Regions from separate parts of the Mus musculus genome. Here all the other regions are linked to region 3. A link is a loop called in an ENCODE intact Hi-C map of the cell type or tissue named here. Cell type or tissue: left cerebral cortex. All regions are shown on one strand. Region 1 overlaps Slc4a4 (solute carrier family 4 (anion exchanger), member 4). Region 2 overlaps Slc4a4 (solute carrier family 4 (anion exchanger), member 4). Region 3 overlaps Slc4a4 (solute carrier family 4 (anion exchanger), member 4).

Region 1 (2,500 bases), 87 kb before region 3:
CAGCAGAAGCTAAATCCTATTATTAAAAGTAAGTTAAGAATGACACAGTGGGACGGGAGAAGCAGCCCAGCAGTTAAGAACACACATTTGCTTCTGCAGAAAGCCTGGATTCAATTCCCAGAACCCACACGGTGCCTCACGACTTTCTGTAACTCCAGTTTCAGTGGGTAAGAAATACCCCCCCCCCCGGCCTCTGCAGACACTGGGCACACGTAGGATCACACACACACACACACACACACACACACACACACACATTAAAAATAAAGAAAAAAAATTTAAGGAAAGAAAGAATGCAAGTATTGAGGTCAAATTCAGGTCACATGAGAATTATTTGAGAAAGTTCATATGTGTTGATTTGTTTGTTATATACTCATCCTTCATATTCACACAGAGCAGTTAAGTAGGTATCTCTGCAAAACGACAGGAGATGAAGCCTAGAGAATGAATTTTCAGAGCTCCCAGGTGATTCTCCTGAGGTCCAAGTTTGAGGTACACCCATTGGACATCTCCCTTCCTCCTTCACAAGAGAGTAAGAGCTGGTTACTCGCACCACACATCCACAATGGGGGAAGGGTGGCTGCAGAGCCTTTGTTTTTAATCCCACAATGAGGCACTTCACCCTCTGTCCTGGACAAAGGAAGCACCCAAGATCAGCATGGTCATGCCCCCTGCTGTTATGCTTGTCATAAACAAGATTTCAGGTCACACTGGCAGCAGGAACTAAATAATCAGGGAAGTCAAACTATATCTCTGAGAAAAAAACCGTGAGCCCAGGACATCAGCAAGAGAGTTTGAACTCTCGGGGAATAGAATGAGGGGCAAGATAGAGACGCCTTCTGTTCTTTGAAGAGCTGTGAACATGTATGTGAAACACCCAATTCTAGTCTAACACTACACAAAAAAATCAATTCCAGATGTACAAAACAATTAAACGAGAACATAAAAGAGCTGAAGTATGTGGGGAAATATTTTTCTAATCTTTGGGAGGGGAAGCCTCTTTAAATATAGCGTGCAAACAAGAAACAAGGGCAGGGGAAGGCTTGAGTGCTAAAGTTAAAATCTGTACAGCCAGAGACGCCACACATACAGTTAAAAGACATAGTGGCATTAGAAAAACACTTAGTAAATCTTTGCCAAATAAGTAAAGGAAAACACCATTATTATACAGGGAGTTAAGAAGAGAAATTAAATGTCTCCAAAGGAGAATATAGCAAGAATACAAGCACAGGGAAGGATGGACGGTCGGTGTCAATGTGGACGAATACCCAGGCTCATTAAAACAACAGGAGTGAGAGCAAATCAAAGCAAGCCATTCTTTTTCAATACACAGCATAACGAAAGTGAGAATCTAGGGTGAAAAGGTGGGCAAGTGGGAACTCCTGCCCACTACTGGTAGAAATATGAATTAGGATAATCTTTGTGAGTATGATTTGAAATAAATAACAACTATAATCAATATATTGCACAATAATTTTGCTAGGGACTTACCTTAGGGAGAAAATTATAAACAATAAATATATAGTTGATGATCACAGTATTCTTTATAAAAGAGAAAAGTGGGACAAACTGAGAATATAAGTTTATTAAATAAATTATAGTGCATATATCATGTGATAGCCACTAGAATTATGTTAAAGAACCTATTAAAGTAGGAAATGCCCACAAAATATGAATATATAACCTCATTTACATAATATCCTACATGTTTATCTACCTGTGAATGTATATTTTGCAATATGTATGAAAAGATATAATGAAAATGTCATATTGGAGAAGCTATTTTCAAAATAGCCATAAGCTAAAAATGATACATTTTTACTTTAGCATCATTTGTGATGCCCTATCTTATCCAAATGGCTTTAATTTTCTGATCATCAAACAAACAAAGCTGACAAAATCTTTCTAATAAAAAAGTACCAATGACTTGACTTCTGTCAATTAAACTTAACTCAGAACTGATAAAGCAAGATTTGCATGTGGAGCCGTGTGTGTTCACTCATGCTATGTGCAGGTAAGTGGAGTGTGCGTGTGTTTATGTATATACACATGTGGGGGGGGCAAGGTTGTCATCAGGAGTCTTCATTGATTATCCACTACCTTATATATTGAGGAAACAACTCTCAACTGTGCCCAGACCTCACAAGTATAGTTACTCTAGCTAGCAAGCTTGCTCGAGGGATATCCTGTCTCTGCCCCCCAGATTGCCATCATTACAGGGGATCTGCCATGCCCTCCAGCATCTATGTGTGGGGATCAGCAGCTCTTGAGATCTCAACTGCAGCTCTCAACACTCTCAAGACACACACTTTAGCCACCGAGACATCTTCTTAGCCTGTGAAACATGTTTTGAAAGCTAACAGTTCCTTTCTAGACCCTTGTAAGCAAGATGGATTTCTTCCTCTGTCACTAAACAGGCTTGCTTTCTTGGGCTGACCAAAATATCTGCTTCGCATGTGGAAGCTACAATATGCTGCTATATGGGTTAATAAGTTTTTGT
Region 2 (2,500 bases), 79 kb before region 3:
TAATATTTAAGAGCTAAAAGCTCTCACGGAGAGTTTGAATTTTCAGTGCATCTGTGAAAGTCAGAAAACGAAGCAATGATAGGTCTACAACCACATGATATAAAAAAAAATAAATGGTGGTCACCTCTTTTCCTGAAGCCTCAGCTTTTAAGGGTGGCCATACTGTGAGGAAGCCCAAGCTAGTCTTGTGGAGATGCCACGAGGAGTGTCCCTAGAACTCAGCTGTTCCAGTCACTCAGGCCTAGGCACTATGTGAGTGGAAACCGTTAGACAACTTCAAGCTCAGGTGGCATCACACTGTAATGTGTAGGAGGAACCAAAGAAAAAAATCACTCAGCTGAGTCCAAAACTGCCACATGCATGAAGGGCAGCTTCATATAATGGACAGGCACACTCATATGACTGTGAAACTTATCCCTTAGTACCTGGTGCCACGAAAAATGTTACTCTATCTTATCTTTGCGTTTAGAAAGGAACTGAGAGCATAGATGGATAACTAGAGGCAAAGTAGGAATGTAACAGAGGTCATTTGGGGGAATTAGCTGCGTTCACAAACTAAGATGCTGGCTGGTAGGCTGTGTGAATACCTCATGGGTTGGACACTGATGGGACGTGAGTGGAAAGGGCAGAGTTCGAAAGGGCTTAAACTCACATTCAGCTCCACTCACTGTGTATTCAGTACCTACTGTTTCTAATGCCATGATCAACTTTAAGTCATTTCCACAGGTTGTTCTAATTGATCTGGGGTGGGGTGGGGTGGGAGTGGGGGGAGCATATGACATCTTTTCTATTATGAAAATCATGGCTATTATTGATGTGAAAGGATGGCAAACACCACCTCCCCAGTAACCAACCAACTGTGGTTGTGATTAACACTAGAACATTAACCCAGCCAGGTCCTTAACAGCTCAAGGGGAGCTGGTCCAGGAATAGAAGAAATAACTTCAGCTGGGATTCACTAAAGCTGAATTCTACCGACAGACATGCCAATCCAGCCTTGAGCAGACCACCCCATTGCTTGATGTGTGCATTTGCTCTTCTTGGAACAAGGACAAAGAGTCAGGTAAGCACACATCCCCAAAGAGTGTGATCACCAAGTGAAAACCAAATATGGCCCATGCACTCCAGATCCCGGAAGCTCTAAACCCTGTCCACCACACAGGATCCAAGCAGCTGAGACGCTTCTGCCCAAATAGAATTATAGAGCCGCATTTCCTCCCCTTCTTTTCCCCACTTGTGACTCAAGCCAGATTTCATCAAGCTATTTTTGTAATTACTAACATGCTGGAAATACAGCAGCGAGCCAGAAGCAAAGTAAAGTGCAGCATCCAGCAAAAGAAAGACAGTCACGCTGAGTAACTGAAGGGCCATCTGCTCCTCGCCGAGCAGCAGGGGTGAGGAGGACAGTCTGCGCTGGACTATTTGCGTCCTCTCTCAAATCAGACCCACCTGCATGTTGTCGGTGGCATCCCCGAGCAGGCCTCCAAAAGTGATGGCGTTGGTTACGGTTGCCAGATAAATGAAGAGAATCGCAGAGAGAGCCTGAATGTTTAAAGCATCATAAAAGTCACTGGCAAAAAATGGTGCTTTCCTCTTTATGTCCTTAATTAATCCACCGCAGAACCTGAGCAGGGAGAGAGCAAACATGTGAGCGAGGGTAAGATAAACCATCATCAACTGCATCAAGACATAATTCACTAAACCACGAAGATGTTGGACGTAAAGTGCTTGAGTCAATGACCAGATACTATTTAAGACCTTCTCGTTTAGATGAGACAGAAAAACAATGTGAAGAAATCTATCTTCTCCTTTCTCCTTTTTTATTTTTCAGTTACTAGAATAGGCCCAACATTTCCCAAAGATTGTCCAGTTGGTCTTTAGATGAGAGCACTGAGTAGAGAAATTATAATTTTTCCGTTCTCCAAAAACAAACATCCAAGTACATCACACATCATGTAAAGCCCCTTAAGACGTTGTCACAATGTCATTTCACCCTACGCTGTAAGGATGAGACCCGTGAGGCCCACATCCTCCCTCATTATTCCGTGTCCTGGGGAAACAACATTGAACAACACAGACTCTGAAGTTCTGACACCATGGGGCTTACTTCTGGGAAACAGGATAGACAGGATGGTACGTAAGTAAAAATCATGGAAAATTTAAATGGAGGTGGTAATTACATCATTCTAGAGAAGACGCATAAAAAAAATTACAGATAGATAGCAAGAGTGGGCCTCTGAGAATCAGAATTTGGAATAAGGACCCAAAGGCACAAAGTGAAGAAGGCATGAAGGGGTGTGGTAGACAAAGGTGCAGGCTGAACCCAAGCGCCAGCCTACTTTACTTCTAGGAGAACCTCTTGAGCCAGCCTTCTCCAAAGTGTCCCTTTCTATACCCTGACATCTCAGCCTCAGCCAAGCTGAGCATCCCACTTCAGGACCTGTGATACACACAGGGTTGTGCACCTACTAAATGAGTGTGGAAAGGAGAGAGATGGAAG
Region 3 (2,500 bases):
TACACTAAAGCAAGTCACACAAGCGGGTTAAAGAAGAACAATGACATATCACAAGGACATTCACCTCCTCCCAGGACCCTGAGCCCTTAAATAGAACACATGTCAACAAAGAATGGGAAAGGTTTGGGGAGAATTACATTAAATCATTATAGTTCCCCCAAAAGGAGTGGATGATTCGATCAGCTGTTCTAATATACAAAACATGGGTTCTATGGGTTCTATCCAGAAGACAGATATAAATAATGAACATTTAGTCTGAAGATACAGTGTCAGACCTGTTAATTACTGTCTGCCACATGAGCACACACAAGGGAAGTAGCGCCCAGTTTTGTAAAGCACAGGGGGGTAGGATGTCATATTAGTAAGCGGCTCTCTGATGATCTCCCCAACTGTCAGGCTGCGGAGCTTATAGACAAATGCAGAAATCAACATTTCAGACATTTGTATCTGAAGTTTTTTTCCTTGATGAACACAGACTGGCTCTCAACTTTCTGTTGGTTTTTTATTGTCTCTCTCTTTCTCTCTCTCTCTCTCTCTCTCCCTCTCTCTCTCTCTCTCTCTCTTTCTTTCTTTCTTTCTTTCTACCCCTGCAGTAACATGACACTGAGACATGGATAAATTAGTGCTTTAATACAAACCCACTTGAGATGCAATTTTGGTCTTCCTTTTCCAAAGTCTTCCAGCACCTATCTTACTAGAAGTTTAACCCTTGGTGGATCCGTTCCAAATCTGGAACATCAGAGATAATGATATGGGCTGAATGTTCACTCAAGTTTCTCTAGGTAGATTTTATCACGTGGCTAGCCCAACTGGCTTCTTCCTGGGAGAATGTCATTTGCTCTAAGAACCTCTTAACACTTGTTTGGCTAGTCTCTCAAAGAACCATGCTCTAAGGCTGCTAAAAATTGGGCAGTATCCTGATCCTCTAAAGAATGTTAGTGATTTTGGAAATGCAGAACCATGAGGCAATATGTAATTTAGACTTGAGGGATTTTTTTCTTTAATAATAAAAGTAGTCATATTATCAGGGTAATACATTTACCATATTCCACCAAACACAAACATTAATCTATTCACATTGTGTGTGAAAGACAGGACAGGCAAATGGTCTTTTTACAAGGCTACTGGTGACTAGAGAGGTCAAGCTTTAACTTGAACCATTTACAAATGAATATAAATGTATGGCCAAATTTGGGCATTCAGCACACTATAAGATCCAGAAACATTTTTGTCAATGTATCTGTCTGTGTTTAAAAGCTGTAAATAAAGCCAGGACTTGCGAGCAGGCCATCTGTGCTGGCACCTGTTTGAGGCAAATCTGATGTCTTCTCTCTTGCAATCTGAATTTTAATTGTTTCGCATAATTGAACTTCTTTGCAAGTTTTTACTTCACTGAGAAAAATGGAGAAGCAAAATGCACCAATTGAGATTACTCCAGAATGGTTGTTTGTCAAGAGGGGAACATGTAGAGATGCTTAGCAACACATTGACCACTCCTCACCTCCTATGTCTTGCAACAGACAATGTACAGACCTGCGTAAAGAAATGATCTTCCTATAGATAGACCTACCTATACAAAATGACAGTCTAAGGAACTGGTGCCTACTTGACTGGGCACAAACAAGCCTCATTAGGATGCTAGGTCAGTAAGAATGGATAGAGGTGAAAATACGAAAGAAAGTCAACAGAGCCTTCCTGTCTGTTAAGTGCTAAGAAGGATGGAGTTGTTCATTCTGATCTCACAACCTCTTCCTGAGAGAAAGACTAGCAACTCTTTCAAACCTTGGATGCTAGTAAGGAATTTCCCCCTCTCCCTGCCTCGATTTGTCAGGATGATACTCTTGGAAATGAAGCCTAGAGATTTCCTCTTGCATGCATAGCCTCCATGAATGCTGAGCCTCTCCATCAGGAGGCCAATGGAATGGAGCCTAGCAGATAATAGCCAAGAACCTGGCTCCAAAAGCAGGCATGAGAATGTAACTGCCCATAGAGACTTGGCACCTGCGATTCAGAAAGCCTTCCTGTGGCCATCTGGCTGCTTCCCCTACCCAAAACTGGGAGGCTCACGGCAGCCATTACTTACATTGGCAAACTCCAGCATTTTGATTTGTTGGACCCTTTGTGTTCTATGCAGAGAGATATAAATGGTGCAATCCTTTTAGGAGGCTGGGTTTTGTTTTGTTTCTCCCACTTCGCAAATTTACTCTAAAGAACACATTTTCAAGAGTTGTTCCGAAATCTAGAGGATAACTTTCTATAATAATTAGATCGTTTCCTAAATAATGCTTTTACTGTATCTCTTCTCTCTTCAGTCACAAAAAACAGCTTGGCCTTGCTGATATCTTACACATTTTCTTTTAAACCATTTTTTTTAACCTGACTTCAGGCATAAACAAAGTAGAAATTGGCTTAAACCAGTACGACTTGATGAGGCAAGTCAGGGTTCTAAGGACTTTTGAGTGACGGTTTCCAAAGCCTACATCATAGAAAGGGGTGCTGT

Evidence for each region. A loop is a pair of places that touch in the nucleus more often than their neighbours do. Peaks named below come from ENCODE experiments on the same cell type or tissue, not always from the same donor. Only the 100,000 strongest peaks of a DNase experiment are listed, where the experiment ranks them.
Region 1: a loop joins it to region 3, with 2.7 times the contacts of the local background. A loop is called at or near these places in 4 of 42 quality-filtered maps.
Region 2: a loop joins it to region 3, with 2.7 times the contacts of the local background. A loop is called at or near these places in 4 of 42 quality-filtered maps.

What each region holds. Positions count from the first base shown.
Region 1 is chr5:89,142,208-89,144,707 of GRCm38, reverse strand. All of the region lies in intron 13 of Slc4a4 (solute carrier family 4 (anion exchanger), member 4), which reads right to left. Among named protein-coding and RNA genes, the nearest start is that of Gm35855, 82 kb to the left of the region's middle. In left cerebral cortex, a CTCF peak has its summit at 1,402; no DNase peak of the experiment used is centred here; H3K27ac peaks cover 428 bases.
Region 2 is chr5:89,134,770-89,137,269 of GRCm38, reverse strand. Slc4a4 (solute carrier family 4 (anion exchanger), member 4) reads right to left here. Exons shown (of 27, transcript NM_001359211.1): 13 at 1,450-1,624. Among named protein-coding and RNA genes, the nearest start is that of Gm35855, 90 kb to the left of the region's middle. In left cerebral cortex, no CTCF peak of the experiment used is centred here; DNase peaks (open chromatin) are centred at 221 and 1,323; H3K27ac peaks cover 1,150 bases.
Region 3 is chr5:89,055,347-89,057,846 of GRCm38, reverse strand. All of the region lies in intron 6 of Slc4a4 (solute carrier family 4 (anion exchanger), member 4), which reads right to left. Among named protein-coding and RNA genes, the nearest start is that of Gm35855, 170 kb to the left of the region's middle. In left cerebral cortex, no CTCF peak of the experiment used is centred here; a DNase peak (open chromatin) is centred at 1,297.